Linked DNA regions of Homo sapiens: region 1 is linked to region 2. Evidence: read pairs that join two places in POLR2A ChIA-PET (ENCODE). Cell type or tissue: B cell. All regions are shown on one strand. Links, peaks and the distances in the headings refer to the core of each region. The heading gives the core; the rest is flanking DNA.

What was found. ChIA-PET counts read pairs that join two places held together with the same protein. Peaks named below come from ENCODE experiments on the same cell type or tissue, not always from the same donor. Only the 100,000 strongest peaks of a DNase experiment are listed, where the experiment ranks them.
Region 1: POLR2A ChIA-PET joins it to region 2 with 10 read pairs; 2 of 35 experiments call an interaction of 5 or more read pairs at or near these places.

The regions. Positions count from the first base shown.
Region 1 is chrX:65,847,269-65,859,100 of GRCh38, forward strand. No RefSeq gene overlaps it. Among named protein-coding and RNA genes, the nearest start is that of MIR223HG, 160 kb to the right of the region's middle. In B cell, for the core only: no CTCF peak of the experiment used is centred there; no DNase peak of the experiment used is centred there.
Region 2 is chrX:65,677,383-65,689,214 of GRCh38, forward strand. The region is part of intron 1 of MSN (moesin); the gene reads left to right. Among named protein-coding and RNA genes, the nearest start is that of MSN, 16 kb to the left of the region's middle. RefSeq lists a silencer at 11,143-11,192. In B cell, for the core only: no CTCF peak of the experiment used is centred there; a DNase peak (open chromatin) is centred at 1,949; H3K4me3 peaks cover 703 bases; H3K27ac peaks cover 7,372 bases.

The DNA of each region.
Region 1 (11,832 bases), core at 1,944-9,943, 170 kb after region 2:
CCTACACTCACTAAAGGGATAGCTGATGGATAAATAAATGCCCTTCTGGCCCATGCTGTTCTCCTGCCCTATGACCATTAAGCATCTCCACCTGCCACCTGAAGATGTGAAGGTTGGTTCAGGTAATAATAATATGGCTCTCTGTTCACATGAACAGTTCTGAGAAGTTCAGGGCTGTGTGCCTGAGGTAGGGGAGGGAAGTGTCTTGGTTTCTTCCTGGCATTCCCTCGAACCTTGGAGTGGACCACATGTACACAGGCAGACTTACAGTCAAGACAGATGCAGCCACAAACAATGACTCTCTAACCATGGACACCTGGGCCCCAGAATTCGGTTTCTCCTTTATCTCCTTGCAAGTCTTGGCACTGGCTGAGTGGCGGAAGATGCCAGCAGTGGTTGGGCCCTCCTTGTATGACAGCATCAGCATGTTCTTGGAAGATCCCCAGATGTTGGGCAGGTGCCCTCTAATCCAATTTCCAAGGTTTCCTGGGACATGACAATACACTTGCCACAAATTCCCTAGACCCCCATATATCCCCTCTATCCACAGGGTCCTGTAGACTATTCTTTTACCTGCTGCAGAACTCAACTCCACTCTAACATTCCAGATGGGTTTCTCAGTCTTTGCCTGACCACATGATCTTAATGGTGGCAAGTCAGTCACTGTGACTGTATAAGAGATTATGTGGTAAGCAAGGAGCATTGACAATCGCCATCAAAACACATTCTGAAAGCAGTTACCTTTCACATCTAAGCATTAATTGGAGGCTAGGTCTAGCTGGAGAGCTCTTGCCTGAGAAGATGGGTGTGTTCTACTGGGTTGAGGCCACTGGCTTAGCCTGTAGATTGAGACGTATGGGGATTATGCATACGCTGTTAGGATGAGGTACCCTCACTAGTAAGGCAGAGCATAAATGCATGAGGGGGCTGAGCCCTGATCTACAATGGCTTTGGAATCTTAAGCCTAGGCCCAGCCCTTAGGACACAGCTCTTTTGCCTTCAGCCAGAAGTGATTTATCATGATAAGCCTGGGCAGGTGGCTTGTTTGGTACAGTGTAGACAGATCCAGGCCAAAGAGCTTATGATAATTCTCTTCCTGTGGTGAATATACCATGGAACTTTCTAAGGGTAAGGTAGGGTTTCTCTGCAGGGTCCAGTACAGCAGGGACTTTCTTTTTCTTTAGTCTTTTCTTCACTCTAAGTTTTGTGAGTAGAAGTTGGGCGAGATGAAGTTAGGACACAGAGAGTTGGCAGTCCCCCAAAATACACCGGAAGAGTTAGATGGCAGTGAGAGGGATACTAGGAGTAGGGGAGCACTGTGGGGACAGAGGCAGAGGCTGGGAACACCAAGGTAAGAAGAGCAGGGAGGGTGTGGTATAGTATGAAATATATTTGGTCTTTCTCCCTAGTTACTGTCATAGAGCTCCTAAAACCTCTGGATTTTCTGAATGATAGGAGCATTTTTTATTATGCATAATAAGCCCATTTGATACATCCTGAGTTTATGCTAATGAGGTTACTTAGGGTGGGGCCTCTAGGTAGCCTCAGGATGGCACCAGTCACTGGAAAAACCAAGCAATTAGAGGATTAGAGGGTTGAAACTTTCAGCCCCACCTACAGTTCTCTGGGAATGGGGGTGGTTAGAGACCAAGCTCTATGAAAACTGTTGAACAGTAAGATTTGATGAGTTTCTGGGTAGCTGAACACGTGTGGAGTTGCTGGAAGGGTGGTGTGTCCAGGTAAGGCATGGAAGATCCACCCCCATCCCCACTTGCCTTGTCCATTTCTTCTTCTATATCCTTTATAATAAGCTGGAAATTGTAAGAGTTTTCCTGAATTCTGTGAGCCATCCTAGCAAACTGATCAAACCAAAGGAAGAGGTTGTGGGAACCTCAGTTTGTAGCCAGTCTGTCAGAAGTACAGGTCACAACCTGAGACTTGTAATTGATGTCTGAAGTAGGGGGCAGTCTTGTGGGACTGAGCTCTTAAACTGTGGGATCTGACACTATCTACGTGGAGATAGTAATTGACTTACAGGACACCTAGCTGGTGTCTGCTGGAGAACTGTTTGGTGTAAGAAACCCCCACCCCCCAACATCTGATCACAGAAATGTGCTGTGAGTGTGTTGAGCAGAGTAGAGAGAAAAAAATTGTTTTTCCCTTTCAGAGAGGGGCTGGATCAAAGGGCCCGTATACTGTTTCTGTGTCTCTAGGATCCACACAGAGCCTGGCATCAAGGACTCAGCCCTTACCTCTCTCCAATACACTGGGTAGTTTGCTCTTGTGCTTCAAAATAAATTTAAATTGCTTGTCCTCAGGCACCTGACTCAGAGATGTGGGGTCAAGGTAGCCCTGAGTGGTCCTGGAGGTGATTGGCTGGGGCACATGGCACAGGTTTGTTTGGGCAATGTTGTATGAGCTCTCATGGCCTAGAAAGGAAAAAAAAAAACCACTTACACCTTTGCCCCAGCAGAAGGGTACCCATTCCTTGGCTACCCACTGTCACCTGATGTCTTCCTTACCCCATTCAAACATTAGTGACAGGTTCTCTTTAGGGAAGAAGTGGCTGAGAGATTTTCCTTCATTTTCCAGCCCTGATCAATGAGTAGCATGTACTAGGAGAGCTGTATGGAGAAGGATTCTGAGGATGTGTACAGACTCAGAGATAAACAGTATTATGACTAATTTCAGATGTTTGTCATGGGTATAAGACATGGGAACTCATGCTATATGTCTGTCATTTTGCATCTAAGGGCCTAAAAATGATCTTTACAAAACATAGATGGTAAGGCTATGCTGGCACTGAATTCCTTGTGTATCTGGAGGCATACGAATTAACCTTTCTTGGCCCAAGGTTCCCTTTCAGAACCTTGGAGATATCATCAGTCAGGTAATGTCAATCTCTAAGAAATACCTCAGTGGACTCTAGCTATGGAGATGCAAAACAGAGAGCACTGAGACAAATATTTTCATGGGGTCCCAGAACAAAGGCTAAAGTAGCTGGGATTAGTTAGCTTAGTTTAGAGAACTTTAAGGAAAGAGAGTTTGTTTTGCTGTTCTCTTGCCCTGCCTCAATTTTCCTTCCATGGACACTGAAAAATATAGCTACCCAGTTGTCCAGCATGTAGCTGATTCAAGGGATTTGTTGAATTTTATTAGTAAATTTTATAATTTTGCCTTCTGGATGAGGAGAGAAAAGTCTAATTTCTCTTCATGTCACTGTTTTTTCAGCAATTTAAATGATTATTCCCCAAACTGTGTTCTGATTATTTTTGTTGCATGAGGTGGCAATAGCAGTAGCCCTCAGGATTCTCAGAGTTAAACAAATTGGGAAATACTGCATTCTGGACTGGTCCCTTTGTTACACATATTAATACATTCATAGATTAGAGAAATCCTACAGTAAAGAAACACATTTCACTTTCTTTTCTTTTTTTTAAATTATACTTTAAGTTCTAGAGTACATGTGCACAACGTGCAAGTTTGTTACATATGTATACATCTGTCATGTTGGTTTGCTGCACCCATTAACTCGTCATTTACATTAGGTATTTCTCCTAATGCTATTATCCCTTCCCCATCCCCCCACCCTACGACAGGACTAAGTGTGTGATGTTCCCCACCCCGTGTCCAAGTGTTCTCATTGTTCAATTCCCACCTATGAGTGAGAACATGCAGTGTTTGGTTTTCTGTCCTTGTGATAGTTTGCTCAGAATGATGATTTCCAGCTTCATCCATGTCCCTACAAAGGACATGAACTCATCCTTTTTTATGGCTGCATAGTATTCCATGGTGTATATGTGCCACATTTTCTTAATCCAGTCTATCATTGATGGACATTTGGGTTGGTTCCAAGTCTTCACTATTGTGAATAGTGCTGCAATAAACATACATGTTCATGTGTTTTTATAGCAGCATGATTTATAATCCTTTGGGTATATACCCAGTAATGGGATGGCTGGGTCAAATGTTATTTCTAATTCTAGATCCTTGAGGAATCGCCACACTGCCTTCCACAATGGTTGAACTAGTTTACAGTCCCACCAACAGTGTAAAAGTGTTCCTATTTCTCCACATCCTCTCCAGCACCTGTTGTTTCCTGACTTTTTAATGATTGCCATTCTAACTGGTGTGAGATGGTATCTCATTGTGGTTTTGATTTGCATTTTTCTGATGGCCAGTGATGGTGAGCATTTTTTCATGTGTTTTTTGGCTGCATAAATGTCTTCTTTTGAGAAGTGTCTGTTCATACCCTTTGCCCACTTCTGATGGGGTGTTTTGATTTTTTTCTTTAAATTTGTTTAAGTTCTTTGTAGATTCTGGATGTTAGCCCTTTGTCAGATGGGTAAAAATTTTCTCCCATTCTGTAGGTTGCCTATTCACTCAGATGGAAGTTTCTTTTGCTGTGCCGAAGCTCTTTAGTTTAATTAGATCCCATTTGTCTATTTTGGCTTTTGTTGCCATTGCTTTTGGTGTTTTAGTCATGAAGTCCTTGCCCATGCCTATATCCTGAATGGTATTGCCTAGGTTTTCTTCTAGAGTTTTTATGGTTTTAGGTCTAACATTTAAGTCTTTAATCCATCGTGAATTAATTTTTGTATAAGGTGTAAGGAAGGAATCCAGTTTCAGCTTTCTACATATGGCTAACCAGTTTTCCCAGCACCACTTATTCAATAGGGAATCCTTTCCCCATTTCTTGTTTTCATCAGGTTTGTCAAAGATCAGATGGTTGTAGATGTGTGGTATTATTTCTGAGGGCTGTGTTCTGTTCCATTGGTCTTTATATCTGTTTTGGTACCAGTACCATGCTGCTTTGGTTACAGTAGGCTTGTAGTTTAGTTTGAAGTCAGATAGTGTGATGCCTCCGCTTTGTTCTTTTTGCTTAGGATTGTCTTGTCAATGCAGGCTGTTTTTGGGTTCCATATGAGCTTTAGAGTAGTTTTTTCCAATTCTGTGAAGAAAGTCATTGGTAGCTCGATGGGGATGGCATTGAATTTATAAATTACCTTGGGCAGTATGGCCATTTTCATGATATTGATTCTTCCTATCCATGAGCATGGAATGTTCTTCCATTTATTTGTGTCCTCTTTTATTTTGTTGTGCAGTGGTTTCTAATTCTCCTTGAAGAGGTCCTTCACATCCGTTGTAAGTTGGATTCCTAGGTATTTTATTCTCTTTGTAGCAATCGTGAGTCGTAGTTCACTCATGATTTCACTCTCTGTCTGTTACTGGTGTATAAGAATGCTTTTGATTTTTTGCATATTGATTTTGCATCCTGAGACTTTGCTGAAGTTGCTTATCAGCTTAATGAGATTTTGGGCTGAGACGATAGGGTTTTCTAAATATACAATTATGTCATCTGCAGAGACTATTTGACTTCCTCTTTTCCTAGTTGAATACCCTTTATTTCTTTCTCTTGCCTGATTGCCCTGGCCAGAACTTCCAACACTATGTTGAAGAGGAGTGCTGAGAGAGGGCATCCCTGTCTTGTGCCAGTTTTCAAAGGGAATGCTTCCAGTTTTTGCCCATTCAGTATGATATTGGCTGTGGGTTTGTCATAAATAGCTCTTATTATTTTGAGATACATCCCATCAATACCTAGTTTATTGAGAGTTTTTAGCATGAAGCGTTGTTGAATTTTGTCGAAGGTCTTTTCTGCATCTATTGAGATAATCATGTGGTTTTTGTCTTTGGTTCTGTGTATGTGATGGATTACATTTATTGATTTGTGTATGTTGAACCAGCCTTGCATCCCAGGGATGAAGCCAACTTGATCATGGTGGATAAGCTTTTTGATGTGCTGCTGGATTCGATTTGCCAGTATTTTACTGTTGTGTCTCTGCCAGATTTTGGTATCAGGATTATGCTGGCCTCATAAAATGAGTTAGGGAGGATTCCCTCTTTATCTATTGATTGGAATAGTTTCAGAAGGAATGGTACCAGTTCCTCTTTGTACCTCTGGTAGAATTCAACTGTGAATCCATCTGGTCCTGGAATTCTTTTAGTTGGTAAGCTATTAATTATTGCCTCAATTTCAGAGCCTGTTATTGGTCTATTCAGCAATTCAACTTCTTCCTGGTTTAGTCTTGGGAGGGTGTATGTGTCCAGGAAATTATCCATTTCTTCTAGATTTTCTGGTTTATTTGTATAGAGGTGTTTATAGTATTCTCTGATGGTAGTTTGTATTTCTGTGGGATCGGTGGTGATATGGTGATATCCCCTTTATCAGTTTTTATTGTGTCTGTTTGATTCTTCTCTCTTTTCTTCTTTATTAGTAGTGGTGTATCAAGTTTGTTGATCTTTTCAAAAAACAGCTCCTGGATTCATTGATTTTTTGAAGGGGTTTTGTGTCTCTATCTCCTTCAGTTCTGCTCTGATCTTAGTTATTTCTTGCCTTCTACTAGCTTTTGAATGTGTTTGCTCTTGCTTCTCTAGTTCTTTTAATTGTGATGTTGGGGTGTCAATTTTAGATCTTTCCTGCTTTCTCTTGTGGGCATTTAGTGCTATAAATTTCCCTCTACACACTGCTTTAAAGGTGTCCCAGAAATTCTGGTACATTGTTTCTTTGTTCTCGTTGGTTTCAAAGAACTTCTTTATTTCTGCCTTCATTTCATTAGGTACCCAGTAGTCATTCAGGAGCAAGTTGTTCAGTTTCCATATAGTTGTGCGGTTTTCAGTGAGTTTCTTAATGCTGAGTTCTAATTTGATTGCACTGTGGTCTGAGAGACAGTTTGTTGTGATTTCTGTTCTTTTATATTTGCTGAGGAGTGCTTTACTTCCAACGATGTGGTCAATTTTGCAACAAGTGCAAGGTGATGTTAAGAAGAATGTATATTCTGATGATTTGGCATGGAGGGTTCTGTAAATGTCTATTAGGTCTGCTTGGTGCAGAGCTGAGTTCAAGTCCCGGATATCCTTATTAACCTTCTGTTTCCTTGATCTGTCTAATATTGACATTGGGGTGTTAAAGCTTCACATTATCATTGTGTGGGGAGTCTAGGTCTCTTTTTAGGTCTCTCAGGACTTGTTTTATCAATCTGTTTGCTCCTGTATTGGGTGTGGGTGCATATATATTTAGGATAGTTAGCACTTCCTGTTGAACTGATTCCTTTACCATTATGTAATGGCCTTATTTGTCTCTTTTGATCTTTGTTGGTTTAAAATTTGTTTTATCAGAGACTAGGACTGCAACCCTTGCTTTTTTTTTGCTTTCCATTTCCTTGGTACATCTTCCTCCATCCCTTTATTTTGAGCCTATGTGTGTCTTTGCACGTGATATGGGTCTCCTGAATACAGCACACTGATGGGTCTTGACTCTTTATCCAATTTGCCAGTCTGTGTCTTTTAATTGGAGTATTTAGCCCATTTACATTTAAGGTTAATATTGTTATGTGTGAATTTGATCCTGTCATTATGATGTTAGCTATTTATCTTGCCTGTTAGTTGATGCAGTGTCTTCCTAGCATAGATGGTCTTTACAATTAGGCATGTTTTTGCAGTGGCTGGTACTGGTTGTTCCTTTCCAGGTTTAGTGCTTCCTTCAGGAGTTCTTGTAAGGCAGGCCTGGTGGTAACAAAATCTCTCAGCATTTGCTTGTCTGTAAAGGATTTTATTTCTTCTTCACTTATGAAGTTTAGTTTGGCTGGTTATGAAATTCTGGGTTGAAAATTCTTTTCTTTAAGAATGTTGAATATTGGCCTCCACTCTCTTCTGGCTTGCAGGGTTTCTGCTGAGAGATCAGCTGTTAGTCTGAGGGGCTTCCCTTTGTGGGTAACCGGACCTTTCTCTCTGGCTGCCCTTAGCATTTTTTCCTTCATTTCAACCTTAGTGAATCTGACAATTATGTGTCTTGGGGTTGCTCTTCTCGAGGAGTATCTTTGTGGTGTTCTCTGTCTTCCCTGAATTTGAATGTTGACCTTCCTTGATAAGTTGGGGGAGTTCTCCTGAGAATATCCTGAAGAGTGTTTTCGAGCTTGGTTCCATTCTCCCCGTCACTTTCTGTTATACCAGTCAAGCATAGATTTGGTCTTTTCACATAATCTCATATTTCTTGGAGGTTTTGTTCATTTCTTTTTACTCTTTTTTCTCTAAACTTATCTTCTCACTTTATTTCATTAATTTGATCTTCAATCACTGATACCCTTTCTTCCACTTGATCGAATCAGCTACTGAAGCTTGTGTAAGCATCATGTAGTTCTTGTGCCGTGGTTTTCAGCTCCATCAGGTCATTTGAGGTCTTCTCTACACTGTTTATTCTAGCTAGCCATTCGTCTAATCTTTTTTTCAAGGTTTTTAGCTTCCTTGCAATGGCTTCAAGCATCCTCTTTTAGCTCGGAGAAGTTTGTTTTTACCGAGTTCCTGAAGCCTACTTCTGTCAACTTGTCAAAGTCATTCTCCATCCTGCTTTGTTCCATTGCTGGTGTGGAGCTGCAATCCTTTGGAGGAGAAGGGGCACTCTGGTTTCTAGAATTTTCAGCTTTTCTGCTCTGGTTTCTCCCCATCTTTGTGGTTTTATCTACCTTTGGTCTTTGATGATGGTGACCTACAGATGGGGTTTTGGTGTGGATGTCCTTTTTGTTGATGTTGATGCTGTTCCTTTCTGTTTGTTAGTTTTGCTTCTAACAGTCATGTCCCTCAGCTGCAGGTCTGTTGGAGTTTGCTGGAGGTCCACTCCAGACCCTGTTTGCCTGGGTATCACTAGCAGAGACTGCAGAACAGCAAATATTGCAGTACAGCAATTATAGCTGCCTGATCCTTCCTCTGGAAGCTTCGTCTCAGAGGGGCACCCAGCTGTATGAGGTGTCAGTCGGCCCCTACTGGGAGGTGTCTCCAAGTTAGGCTACATGGCGGTCAGGGACCAACTTGAGGAGGTGGTCTGTCAGTTCTCAGAGCTCAAACACTGTGCTTGGAGAACCACTTCTCTCTTCAGAGCTGTCAGACAGGGACGTTTAAGTCTGCAGAAGTTTCTCATGCCTTTTGTTCAGCTATGCCCTGCCCCAAGAGGTGGAGTCTACAGAGGCAGGCGGGCCTCCTTGAGCTGCAGTGGGCTCCACCCAGTTCAAGCTTCCCGGCACTTTGTTTACTTACTCAAGCCTCAGCAATGGTGGATGCCCCTCACCAAGCCAGGTTTGCCGCTTCACAGTTTGATGTTGGACCAGCAGTGAGCAAGGCTCCATGGGCATGGGACCTGCTGAGCCAGTCATGGGATATAATCTCCTGGTGTGCCATTTGATAAGACCATTAGAAAAGCACAGTGTTTAGGTGACAGTGTCCCGATTTTCCCAGTACAGTCTGTCATGGCTTCTCTTGGCTAGGAAAGGGAAATCCCTCAACCTTTGCTCTTCCTGGGTGAGGCGAGGACCCTCCCTGCTTCAGCTCACCCTCCATGGGCTGCAGCCACTTTCCGACCAGTCCCAATGAGATGAACCAGGTACCTCAGTTGGAAATGCAGAAATCACTCGTCTTCTGCTTCGATCATGCTGGGAGCTGCAGACCAGAGCTGTTCCTATTCGGCCATCTTGGAACAGACCCCCACATTTCACTTTCTTAAACCAACACTTCCCAATTCACTCGGCCACTGAACAACCCCCTTTTCCCTACAAAATGACAATGAACAGAAACCCATTCTTTGAAAGTTGGCTTAGGAAACACTGCTTTTAAGTAACAATACTATTCAATAAGTCCTTTGGATATGTCTTTCCAATCCCTGCTGCTAAGATATAAATCCAGTTCTCTTTGTCTTGAATTTGCCTTCTTAGTCTATCAAATACCCACTGAGTAAATCACAGATCTCTCTGTATTTCCAGAGTCCTCTGTAACTCCTGTGGCCTCCCCTTCCTGATCTCCTCTCCCATGTTTAAACCAGTGATCCTTGCAGCTAGGGGCACACTGAACATAGATCCCAAGATGCTGAGATCCTCAGGCCAAAATGGAGCCTATTTCAAGCCCTCATAGAACTCAGGAACCTTACTAATGAGTGGGTAAGACAGGCCTCTTTTGATGAATTCACCCGTAGCAAAAAATCACAGGATTGGCCCTAAGGAAAGTCAAGGACAAGGTAATGATATGAAGAGGAGGCAGGTGTAAGCACATCAGGGTGGAGCCTGGCAAGACTGCCTTCTCCTCACCTTTCACAACCAGGAGACGCCATGGTGTTTCCTGAAAAAAGCAGCCATGTTTTCCCCACATCCTTCCCCACGAGGCTCTGTAGACTGTGGGGGTCTTCATGGAGTACACCAAGCCATGGTCACCAAAGAGAATCAGAGTTGAGGCCAGGAACCACTAAGGAAACCAAGGCAGGGTAGGGCAGGACTACTAGAGGGGGGGCTGGGGTAGGAGCAGGGCAATGCTGAAGGGAAACGTCAAGAATAATATGGAGAGGGAGGAGGACTGGTCAATGCAAAGTGTGGGCAGGGTTTGGGAAAACTCTGAATAGGGAGAGCCCAGGCAATATTGAAGAAGGTTGTATTAGTTTCCTAATGCTTCTCTAAAATATCACCACCAACTTAGTGGCTTGAAACAATGCAAATGCATTCTTTTACAGTTCTGGAAAACAGAAGTCTAAAATGGTTCAGCAGAGCTGCATTCCTTCTTGAAGCTCTAGGGGAAAATAAATTTCCTTGCCTTTTCCAGCGTCTATCGAATGTCTACATTCCTTGACTGCTGCCCCCTTCCTTCATCTTCAGAGGCAAAAGTGTAGCATCTTCCAATCTCTCTGCTCCCTTCCTCCCTCTCTGTCTTCCTCTCTCTGCTTACATCTTCACATTACTTTTTTTCTAACTTTGACTCTCTCGTCTCCCTCTTATAAGGACCCTTGTGATTGCACTGGGCCCACCCAGATAATCCAGGATATCCCCTCATCTCAAGATTCTTAACTTAATCACATCTACAAATTCTCTTTTGCCATGTAAAGTAACATTTTCTTGGGCTCTGGAGATTAGGATAAAGATATATTAGGGAGGCAATTATTCTGTCTACTTTAGTAGTGTTGTGTTAGTGCTGAGAGGAAGAGAACTGGGCCAGTGCTGATAGTCAGGGATGTGACAATGTTAAGGAGAAGGACAAATCTAAAGAAAGAGAGGGCAAGGGGTAAGGGCCTAGGGCCTGTATACTGGCAGGTTACGGTCACTGGTGAGTGGAAGCCAGCTGCCATTGTCCAAGGGAAAACATGTCAAATGCTGACTGAAGCATTCTGACCAGAGATCAACTCCATATTGGGTTTTCCCTACCTCTACCAGTATTTCCCAGCCTGTTCCCCATTTACACATGGTTAATACAATCAGCAATCAGCAGGCTTTCTCCACTGACTAACTGTACCCAGCCATAGTCTGTTTTTTTCTGCAAACCTAATTTACAGAAAGCCTTAGTTCCCCCTATGGGCTTGGAGGTCCCAGAGCAAACTCTCTCAGACCTCAAGTGGACCCGAGAATGTTTTACTTTTCCTATTCTGTTTTGTGAAAGCAAATATTAAAGAAGATGTACATTCCCTCAGCAGCTTGCAGTGGATATAAGTGGGTCAGGAGGGTGGTGGAGGGTATGGAAAAGACCAGTCTGGGAATGAAAATCCATCCTTTGCAATCCAAAAGGGGATGCTCTGCAATTAAAACTTAATTGTGTGTCAAGATACATACTCACATACATGAGAGTAGATGCACACAAATGCAGACAGCAACATGTACATGCAGACAGATAGTTTTTAGACATATTCATAGAACTACGCACATATATCTTCCTACAGGGACCCTCTCATGTACTTCCATATGGGTACATATATTCACATACACACAAACAAGCAAGTACTTGTACACATACACACCTAGGCATTCTATTTAT
Region 2 (11,832 bases), core at 1,083-9,082:
TACAAAGAAGAAAAGTCACATAACTTCTTTGCCTTTTAATTTTCTTTTTCTCCAACATGAAAATATCAGCAATATTAGAAAGAGGCACATGGAGTTTGCGTGTGGTGGCTCATGCCTGTAATCCCAGCACTTTGAGAGGCTGAGGCAGGTGGATCATTTGAGGTCAGGAATTTGAGACCAGCCTGGCCAATATGGTGAAACCTTGTCTCTACTAAAAATAGAAAAAATAGCCGGGCGTGTTGGCGGGAGCCTGTAATCCCAGCTACTTGGGAGGCTGAGGCAGGAGAATCACTTGAACCTGGGAGGTGGAGGTTACAGTGAGCTGAGATCACGCCATTGCACTCCAGCCTGGGTGACAAAGCAAGACTCTGTCTAAAAAAAAAGAAAAAAAAAAAGAAATATGTAAATGGAAAAGAACAAACCCCCCTCCCAGGTTCCTTATTCCCCTTGGTGCCTGGGCCATTGTAGATCTAGCATATGCTTGGTGGGGACATCTGCCATTTGCTTTAGGGTTACACTACATCTTTCTACTTTGAGTGCTTGAAGAGTTGCTCCAGCAGGGCCTGATGTGGGCCTGGTGAAAATCTAGCCTAGTTGCCTTTCTGTCTGCCATAGCCTGGGCATTTTCCTAAGGTTGGGAGTTTTTTTCCTTCTGGTCTTAGGCCAGTTGCCAGAGGAAACCGATGACTAAAGGCTTCCTCCCTGCAACGTCAACTTCTGGAACCTTTCCTGATGATTCCTACCAGTCAAGTCTGCCTTATTTGGCTATTTTCTCCCCCCTCAAGTTACTCCCTCTCCTTGCCACCCCACCTCAACTAGTCCTCTGTTCTCCTTTAGTACAGGGAATGCCTTCTTCAAGTTTATACAATACCACCTGCAAACTTCTTTTCTTCTTGTTTAGAGTCCTAATATGGGGGAGGAGTGGGGAAGGAGAGAGGAAGATGGGAGAGCTCTGGAATGACTGTGATTTCTCCACCCTGCTTTCTTATCTCCCTTTATCCTCTTGGCACTGCCTGGTCACTCCTCTACAGCTTCTTACCTAGATCTCTGACAGCCTAGGAGTGGTCTCGATTGGCCTAAAGAGGTTCAGAGTGTGGGGGTGGGATGGGGCTAGGGCTTTCAGCATTTGAAACTATTTCTTTGGAGCAGGTAAAGCCTTCCAGTTGGTAAGTCTAGTTCTTTAAGTATGCCTGTTGTATGCCTAGCCTTCTCACTTGGCTTTCCTGGGTGGGCTGAGTCTAAGTTCCCTCTACCTCCCCTTCCCAGTCCTGAGCTGTCTAACTTTAGGTTAGAAGAGCTGAGCTTTTGACACTTACAGCTTGGGGCACTTGTCTGGGTGTCTTTAAAAATACCTTTTAGTAAAAAATGGTACAATGGAAAGAAGAGTGAGATATTTGGTTTTTAATCTCTGCCTGTGTGACCTTGGGCAAGTCACTTTTATGAGGCTTAATTTTCTTATCTACAAAATAGAGACATTGGCTTTTTCTGACATTCTGATTATTTGTGCCCAGTCTTTAAGAGGCTAGGAAAGGGGTCTTGGAAAGCGTGTAGCAGAGCAGAGTGGTGACTTTTCGGAGAAGCTTCCTTTTCCCATTTAGAATGGCATTGAGTGTGTCATTTTCTCCTCTGGCTATCAACATGTAAGCAGCCCCCTCTATTTCAGTGAGCTCTGCTCTGGGATATACTGAATCTACCTACCAGAGAGCTCACTGTGGAGATTCTGGCTTGGAGAGACAACTGTTGACTACATGCCTTGGGTGGGGTCTTGGAGTCCAGCCTGCAGACTACAGTTGCTGGCTATTTTTGGTCATCTGTGACTCAGGAAGAATAGAAGACCCTTGGATTGGTCATTGTTCCATCAGGGAAAGGGAAGACAAAGAAACAAGCTAAAACTGAGGACATATGAGATTTCACTTCCTTTACTCCCTCCCCCACAACATCCCTTTTTGTAGGGCTATGAAATTGCTTTTGACTGAGTCTTAAATTGCTAAGCTCCCTTTCCCCTTCCTCTATCTGAATCATTGTTGACTATGTTGCCCTTGGACGGGGAGAGCTAGGTGATATGGGCTTGGGTGGAGCAAAAGGGAGAATTTCTAGTCAGGAAGATTGCCACACACCTAGTGTTGGGCTTTCAACTGATCCTGTATTTTGTAAATATGGTTTCCTTTGGTATTAGTCCTGGAGATCAAAGGAGAGGGACTTCTGAATTTTCTGTGAGGGCCTACAAGGCTGATAGGGAATAAGCAAGTTTATGGGAAAGGTGTACCCTTCACTGGATCTGTTTTTACCCATCCTCTACTTCTTCCTCCTTTTCGTCCTTCTCACTGACACTTTATCCAGTGCTTGCTTGTGAAACAAGGATCCCACATTGGATCTCAGCCACCTAAGAGTTGGCCATGAACATAAACCTTACCTGCTCTGAGCCCCCTGGAGAAAGCACAAGAAGTCTTGGCATCTGTTTTCCTTCCTTTAGAAACAAGTTCCTTGGGCATCCTTGGGCAGTTTAACCAGAGAAGCCTTAGTTGGGTAGTGCTGGGCAGTGCTGTTAGGGGGAAGATTCTTCTCCAGCATTGAGCTGGAATGGCCTGTGGGCTATGCAGGAGCTTGCTGCTGGAAGCAGCTGCCTTGCTGGAAGCTTCTCATTCTTCCTAGGTACCTCACATGGGTTGTTAGCGATGCCAGTTGTAGGTGGTGGATCAAAATGGCTGTTGGTTTGGGAAGGTAGGCAAGCAGGTGGAGGAAGAAGGAATGTAGAGTCAAATGGAAGAAGAGTGGTTCTTTTTTTATATTTCCCCTTTTTTTAAAACTCAGCATGGCATATGACAAAGTTTAGCAAATAGAGAGAGAAATTGTGTATAAATTCATCATTTTAACATGGCAATAATTATTTGTATTTCTTGTCGTATCTCATATATGTACCTTAGTTTTTGGTGGTGCAATCATAGTGTACATAAAAAAGTTCTCCTTCTTTCCCCCTACTTAACACATCACTAAAAACTTAGATAAATGCTATTTAATTTTAAGAAATGAACATTCTAATGGCCATGTAAAATTCTATTCAAAGGCTATGCCATAATTTAAAACCATTCTCCTTTGGGGGAGCATTTAGATTACTCCCAGCATTTGCTAGTATAGATACATTCCCATGAATGTGAAAAGAGAAAATTGAAACCTCTTAGCATAGCATATAGGGAGGTCCCTTTGGTACCTCACCCCATTCTAGCTTCCTCTCCCAACTCAGCTCCCATTTATTCCCACATGTATGCTATGTGGTAGCTTTGTGGGCCCAAGGTTTCCCAAGTCCAAGTAAGCTATACCCGTCCTTTTTCTTTTTTTCATCCAGCTTTTTCAGGTTGAATTTGTTTTGTTTTGTTTTGTTTTTTTGAGACAGAGTCTCACTCTGTTGCCCAGGCTGGAGTGCAGTGGTCCAATCTTGGCTCACTGCAACCTCCACCTCCTGGGTTCAAGCGATTCTTGTGCCTCAGCCTCCCTAGCAGCTGGGATTACAGGGATGTGCCACCAAACCTGGCTAATTTTTGTATTTTTTTAGTAGAGAAAGGGTTTTACCATGTTGGCCAGGCTGGTCTTGAACTCCTGGCCTAAAGTGATCCACCCACCTCAGCCTCCCAAAGTGCTGGGATTACAGGTATGAGCCACTGCACCTGGCCATGATTTTTTTTTTAACTGTGGAAAGCAATGCCATACCTCTTCTTTCTGCTTTAGCCTATGTTCTTTCCTTCAGCTTGAAATTTCAGGTGCCTCTTCTTCATCTCCCCCCCACTCCATGTCACTTCCATTGGAAACTTTCTTTATTACTCCCAGATAGTATTGTACTATCTTCTATGTGCCCACTGTACTTTGTAAGAACTTCTGTTATGTTATTTACCATGCAGAATTGCAGCCATCTGGGCTCCTAGGCTTGCTCTTTCATTAAACGTGTGCATTTGGAAGCTTCTAGCTCTTCCTGTCTCAAGAAGGGGCCATTCTCCAGGTGGAGGTGGTTAGGAATGGACAAACCTTTGAGGAGCATTTGGTCAGTAATATACATGGTGAGGGAGAAGCAGTAGCAATGAATGCAGGGGATCCAACAGTGTTGGATGAGCACCTGGTAGGGCATACTAACCACTAGTAATAGAGAAAATACACCTTGGAGAAGGGACAGGTGTATTAGCACCTATGGGGAAGAGAGGCCTGAGTGTAAGTACAGAGAAAGCCTAGCTGGCCTTGAGTCACCAGTGCAAATTCTGAAACCATTCCAGATTTTAGTTCCCCATCTGTGGAATGGAAAGAGTAATAGCAACCTACTTTTTAGGGTTATGCTGAGGATTCATTCAGTGCACTAATGCATCTGCAAGTGGTCTGTGAGGTGTGAGGCACAAAGGAAGGAAGGTAGGCCCAGGACACTCCAGTATGTTTGTTCCAGTTGGCCTTTTAAAGTTCTGTGCTATATGTGATTCCAATCAAGCCTCTGAACCCAGAATGCCAGATGCTACAGTTTCTCTGAACCCCACATAGGTGCCCCTACAGCCAGTTTTTTATTTTTTTTTTAAGTAGGAAGTATGCAGGGAAGTACCATCTCCTCACTCATTTGAGCAGCCTGACTCCAACTGGCCCTAGCACAGCCCTACTCAAGAATGACCACAAGTGCCTGGGGAGGGAGGGGCCACCATCACCTTAGCTCTTTAGTATAAAATAAGTGGTTTAGAGTAGAGGGTTTCTTAACATCCCTTTAGCTATAGGTAGAAGTGTAGAAGCTGCAGTGAAACTGAGCACCTTTCAGGTCTTCTGGTCTGAAGCCTGCCATGTACTGTGGGAAGGACAGATCTTCATGTCTGTCACTAACTGTATACTCTTTAGAGGCCTGCCCATCTCATCTGTCTTAGGAAAACAGTTCATGAAGAACCATCTAAGCCAAATTCAAGGTCTTTGAGTGGAGAATCTCAATTAATTGCTTTTTGTTTTCACCACATACTACCCATGGCTTCTTTTGTTGTTTTTATTGTTGTTGTTGGGACCCTTGGCTTCTTGCTGCTGCCTTGGCCATTTGCATACCCCCATTCCACCCCAGGACTTTATGTTTTGTAAGGAAGCAAATTACCTGAGCCAGTGGAAGATCTACTGGTCACCTATAAATCAACACGAAGAAGGGACTTGCTCAAGGTCATGTATTGAGGCAGAAGCAGAAACTGGTATTGAAGGCAAGACTCTCAGGAGTGTGTTCTTTCCATTATGTCAGTCTAGCCCACTAGTGTGTAAGCTTCATGAGAACAGAGATGGTTTCTCACCACCCATTATATCCCCGGTACCCAACACAATGATGCCTGGCATAAAGTAGATTCTCAACAAATATTTATTGAATAGATATGTTAATAGCTACTATTTTCATGTTGGAACTGTCTTCTTTAGATTCCTTTAGCTAGATCTACCAGATAGCCAAACAACAATTCCATTGATCCACTGGAAACTACCTAATGTGGACCCAGCTGGGCCCTGGCAGAATGGAACAGGGTAGCACCGGGGAATGGGAAGGCATTGTCTCTCTTGTGCACCTTGGAGAGACTGTTTATCTGTGAGTGGCCAGCATGTTCATAGCCATTTCTGCTCCCTTTTCCCATATCTTCACATAATACAGTAGTGTTCGTGTCAAGTGGGAATATTCAAATCAAAACTTTTTGTGGATTCTAACAGGCAGCCATGCAAACATTTCTGTCCACCTTTGTGAAGTAGCCCAAAGTTTGGCTGTACAGTACATATTTGAGACATTACTCAATTTTTAATTTTTTTGTGTTTGTGCTGCTCATTATGGCATGGCCAGCAGGCAGGGCTGCATTGCATAATTTAATCCTGAGAGGTTTGTGCACCTGAGGTTTAGGGATTTGGTTGGCCCCTGTGCTGAGGCCTAGGAAGAGACAGGCATAGACCAGGGAGGATAGCAAGGAAGTCCTGGCGATCATAATGTTGGGGCATCCAGTGGATATCCACTCTTGCTATTGCTACTGTTGCCGCCGCCGCCACCACCACCACCACCACCACCACCACCACCACCACCACCACCACCACCCAGGCTGCTTTAGGGCCCAGAGCTGCTTATCTTTGCAGACTTGGTATTTTTTGGCCAAGGTAGACTAATTTTGGGGGCAGTAGGAGATATTTTCCTCCCATCCACTCCTGAGAAAAGGGTAGGGCCAGCATTTGAGAGGTGTAGGTTTATGCTTACTAGGTAAGGTTGACTGTCCTAAAATAGAGAGAGCTTCTGAAGTTCACCTAGTCTTTAAAGGACTTTTCCCATCTGTTTTTTTAGTCCTGAGCCATATAAGGAAAGTTAACAGACACAATCTCTGCTGTGTGGTGGAACAGATTTAAATAAATACAGACTTTGTTTTACAATTTTGGATTAATTTTTCATTATGAAACTAAACATGTTTGTTGTAAGAAATGAAACAGCATTGAAAAATATAAAGCCTCCTGTCTTCTGCCCCTGACTGTATTCTCCAGAGACAACCATCATTAACCAGTTAGTTATGTGAACATAAACTCTTTTTTTTCTTTCTTTCTTTTTCTTTTTTTTTTTTTTTTGAGATGGAGTCTTGCTCTGTTGCCCAGGCTGGAGTGCAGTGATGCGATCTTGGCTCACTGCAACCTCCGCCTCCCAGGTTCAAGTGATTCTCATGCCTCAGTCTCCCGAGTAGCTGGGGTTATAGGTGCCTGCCACCATGTCCAGCTAATTTTTTCTATTTTTAGTAGAAATGTGGTCTTGCCATGTTGGCCAGCCTGGTCTTGAACTCCTGACCTCAGGTGATCCACCTGCCTCGGCCTCCCAAAGTGCGGGGATTACAGGCATGAGCCACTGCGCCCAGCCCATAGACTCTTTTTTCATGCATTTGTATATATATGCCTTTAAATGCACAGATAGTACAAATCCGTATTGTTCTGCTTTTTTAACTTAGTATGTGCTGGCCATCTTTTAATGTCAAATCCGATTTTAAAGTCTACAGGGGCTCATTAATAAGCAAATCAGCAAATAGGTAGAACACTTTTTAAACATTAAAATCTTTTTTTTCTTTTTTTTTTTTGAGGCAGAGTTTTGCTCTTTTTGCCCAGGCTGGAGTGCAATGGCGCGATCTCGGCTCACTGCAACCTCTGCCTCCCGGGTTCAAGCTATTCTCCTGCCTCGGCCTCCCGAGTAACTGGGATTACAGGCACATGCCACCACGCCAGACTAATTTTGTATTTTTAGTAGAGATGGGGTTTCATCATGTTGGTCAGGCTGGTCTCGAACTCCTGACCTCCAGTAATCCACCCGCCTCGGCCTCCCAAAGTGCTGGGATTATAAGCGTAAGCCACTGTGCCTGGCCAAAAAAGCTTTTTTATATAGAGACAGCGTCTCACTCTGTTACCCAGGCCGGAGTGCAGTGGTGTGATCATAGCACACTGTAACCTCCAACTCTTGGGCTTAAGCAGTCCTCCTGTCTCAGCCCCCTGAGTGGCTAAGACTACAGGTGCATTCTACCATGCCCAGTTATTTTTCTATTTTTTGTATGGACAGGGTACTAGCTATGTTGCCCAGGCTAGTCTTGAGCTCCTGGGCTCAAGCAATCCTATCACCTCAGCCTCCCAAAGTGTTGGGATTAAAGGCGTGAGCCACCAATGCCTGGATGAATTGGTGGAACACTTAAAATCTACACAAATAAAGGGGCCATACTCTTCATTAAGTGGAAAATAAAGAAGTTGTAATGAGGATTTGTCTGTCTGAGAGGGAAGGTTTTCTGAAGATGTGATATGTGAACCCTTCTGTTGCGATGAAAGATGATGGTAGCTGCTCCCCTTTCTATGCTCAGTAGGCCCCACCTATAGAGATTGCTTTAGATCCTGTGTCTAAATGAGCTCAGTGGAGTGATTAGTGGTAGGATAAACTTATTTTCTATGCTTAGCATGGTCCCCTTCCTGTTTTGTGGTTTTGCCAGCTTGGGGTGGTTTGATTCCAGACAGTACCTGACTGAGAATCCTGCACCTCAGAAGACCTCTGGCTGTTGGAGCTGTCTGAGGTGAAGGAAAGAAACTTTGTGAGTGTACATATGTGTGTGTTTGTGATAGGCACATGCTTTTCCAATGTTCTCCACAGAAGAGCAGTGGAGGCTGGTCCGATGGTAGTGGGTTACCGATGGTACTGGGTTGTCAGAACTTGTTAACATTAGCATCACTGAAGTTTTTGTTTTTGTTTTTGTTTTTTTGAGACAGAGTCTTGCTCTGTCACCCAGGTTGGAGTGCAGTGGTATGATCTTGGCTCACGGTAGCCTCCACCTTCCAGGTTCAAGCAGTTCTCATGCCTCAGCCTCCCAAGTATAGGCGTGCACCACTGTGCCTGGCCAATTTTAATATTTTTAGTAGAGACAGGTTTTTGCCGTGTTGGCCAGGCTGGTCTTGAACTGTTGGCTTCAAGCAATCTTCCTGCCTTGACCTCCCAAAGTGTTGGGATTGCAGGCGTGAGCCACCACGCCTCAGCCACTGAAGTGGGTGTACAACCCCCCACTGCTAAATTTGACTGGCTTAAAAACAAACAAACAAACAAACAAAGAAGAGCTGTGGAAGGGCCTGTCAATTATCAGAGAAGCTAGATTAGAATCCCCTTCCTAACAACATACACATCAGGAATCTTGTCCAGGTGGTAGGAAAGTGGAATTTTGCAGAGCACTCAGCTGTAGGTGAGCCACCAGTTGAATAATTGAGGAAGATAGTGATTTGTGAAATACAAATATTTTGAAAGAAAAATTCTAGCCTAGTGGTCACTGGTCCTGGTCTTAGAAGCTTTCTAACTTGAGAGTATTGATTATGTTGAAGGAACCAGGCCACTAGAGGAGAAGCAGAATTACCAGAAATGCTGGCTCTATTCTGCCCACTCATGGCAGGCCCCACCTTTCTCTTGCCTTTTTATTCCCAGACTTCCACAGTTGGTGGGGCAGAGTTCTGCTTGCCCAGCCTTTAATCCTGGAACCTCTGCTACCAGAGGTTGACCCTGACTGGGCTAGGCCCACAGGCCACTGCAGGCATTATTCCCTTCCCCTTCAGACAAACAGGAAGCTGCCTGCACACTCTTAGTGATTGGCACTTTCAGGAGCTTTGTGAGGCAGGGAGTTTGAGATCAGGTTCCAAAAGGAAAAGGAAATGACATTTTAAATAATTTTTTGGGCTACTTGAGAAGGTGTGGATCCAAAGTATCTCCAGGCATTTATTGTAGGCCAGGCTTGCAGGAATATCTGTGTTTCCATACTTACTTGCTGTTTGACCTTGGAGAAATCCCTTAACCTCCCTGAGCCTCCACTTCTCCCGTTGGTAAAGTGGGAATGATTATGTGTTAACCTCAGAATTGGTGGGAAACTTGGATAAGTTAGCAGTGGAAGGCTCTGAAATGTTAGCTCGTAGAAAATCAAGTGTTCAGGATTCAGGTGCTCAGAGAAGTTTAAATCATGTTTTAATAGTCTCTGTTGACAAAAGCAGTAGAGTATATCAGTAGATGAAAGACTTTCAGCTCACCACTAAGAATAGTTATGATCCTTAAACGGGTGAGCCTCAGTTATCAGAAAATGTTCACTTCTGTGATACAGCTCATTTATAGACCATTTAGGACCAATGAGGCATTGCCATATAATCATCTCTCAACCATCCATAATAAAACTCTCTTCTCGGCCAGGCGTGGTGGCTCATGCCTATAATCCCAGCACTTTGGGAGGCTGAGGCGGGTGGATCACGAGGTCAGGAGTTTGAGACCAGCCTGACCAACATGGTGAAACCCCGTCTCTACTAAAAATACTAAAAAAATTAGCTGGGTGTGGTGGCGAGTGCTTATAATCCCAGCTACTCAGGAGGCTGAGGCAGGAGAATCGCTTGAATCTGGGAGGCAGAGGTTGCAGTGAGCTGAGATTGAGCCACTGCACTCCAGCCTGGGTGACAGAGCGAGACTCTCTCAAAAAACAAACAAACACACAAACAAACAAACAAAAAAATCCCCTCTCTTCTCAGCTACCTGTGGACTGCCTGTTCTAAATAATGTGAGCTCAGGGAATACAGGCTCTTCTGATAATCCAAATAACACATAATTAGTTATGCAAACGTGTCCTAAAAGTTTCCAGGGTGAAGTGGTTAGGTTGCTGTTGCTGAGTAATCCATAGAGTATTACTCTTATGTTGATGTGGGTAACTGACCTTAACTATAAGGAAAATGGTGAACTTTGCACTCTGGAGCAAGGAAAGTGATAGGCTTCTACTTCTCAGGTCATTTGTGCCTTCACTGACCATCCCTCCAGCTGTGAACTCAGGTAGAGGCAGCATATTTATGAGAATCGGATTAGAAAGGAGGCAATCCTTCAAAGATCGGAGGTTGAGAAGACATGTTTGAGTGTGCCCTGCATGGACTTTTATTCCAGGGAGAGTCGAGTAGTTCTCCCTTCATCACACTCTACTGAGATTGTCCTTTGGCAAGAAGAACCAAGCTTAAAGAAAATCTTAAAAGAGCCATTAGGAACCTCTTGGGGCAAGTTCTTCTGGAACCTCTAGCTGCTTAACATCCCAGAAAAAGAAATTCTAGGGTTAGGAAGCTGGAAAGGATTTATAATTTTAGGGGATAGCTGCCCATTTTCCAAATAGTTTTCTGTTTAAAATAGCCAAGTCAGATGCGAATTGAAGGAATCTCTTGACAGGTTGGCTGGCATTGCCCTGTAATTTTTTTCCAGTGTCCAAGTAATGATAATTCTCTATATTTGTAACAAGTTTCATAGTTGTAAAACTCTTTTTTATTGTTATTACTATGTCATTTGATATTCATCAACTCTCTACAGTTGGCAGGTTAGGAATTATTATCTTTTTTAAAATTATTTTTTAAAATAGAGACAGGGTTTCACTGTGTTGGCCAGCCTAGTCGCGAACTCCTGGGCTCAAGAGATCCGCCCACTTCGGCCTCTCAAAGTGCTGGGATTACAGGTGTGAGCCAACACACCCAGCCAGGAATTATTATCTTTACTTTTACATAAGGGAAAACTGGGGCTCATAGACTTTAAGTGGCTGCAAAAATTACTCAGCTAATGAGTAATGGAGACAAGGCTTGATTGGGAGACAGAAGACTTTGGTTTTCGACTATGCACGGGGTGGAGTGTGGGAAGGGAAGGCAGTGTTGTTTCATAAAGGCCTGGACTTAAGCTCTGGTCATGGTTAGGTCAGAGTTCTGAAGCTAGAAAGGAAGTTTCAGCTTTAAACATTTGGCCCTTCCCCCGTTCCAGTGGTTGCCCAACCTCTTTTCAGTCTCTCTTCTAAATATTGTAAGTCAAGACTAATGTTTAGAGAGAGAGCACTTGGGGGCTGTGTGGGGATGGCCACCTGTTATATTTGTGTCCTGCCTACTTGGGGCCTGGCCTGACTCTGGTTTTGCAACTGGCTTCCTGTGTAACCCATTCTTGGTAGTGTCAGACCACTGCCTTCAAGGCTAATTGTGCTTTCCACCTGGTTGAGCCAATAACTTATTTTGTTTTGCCATGCTCCTGGACATATGGGAGTTGCTTATTAGTAGGTGAGAATTGTTTGGGGGCTGCTTAGACCTAGCTAATGTAGAGTCTTGTTTGTACCTTGGTGGGAGCAAGAGCATCAATCCAACTTTTTGTTGAGAGGAAGAGGTATTGGAGAATCATGGAAAAGGCACTCTTTTTTAGTTGAAGAGCTGTTGTTTATGCTGGGCCTTGCTGTTAGCTTTCCAGAGCAATCTTGACCAAGTCCTTGCTCGTTTTTGGGCCATAGCCTGTTCCACAAGAGGTTGGTTTGGCTAACCTCTGAGGGCTATTTCCTGCTC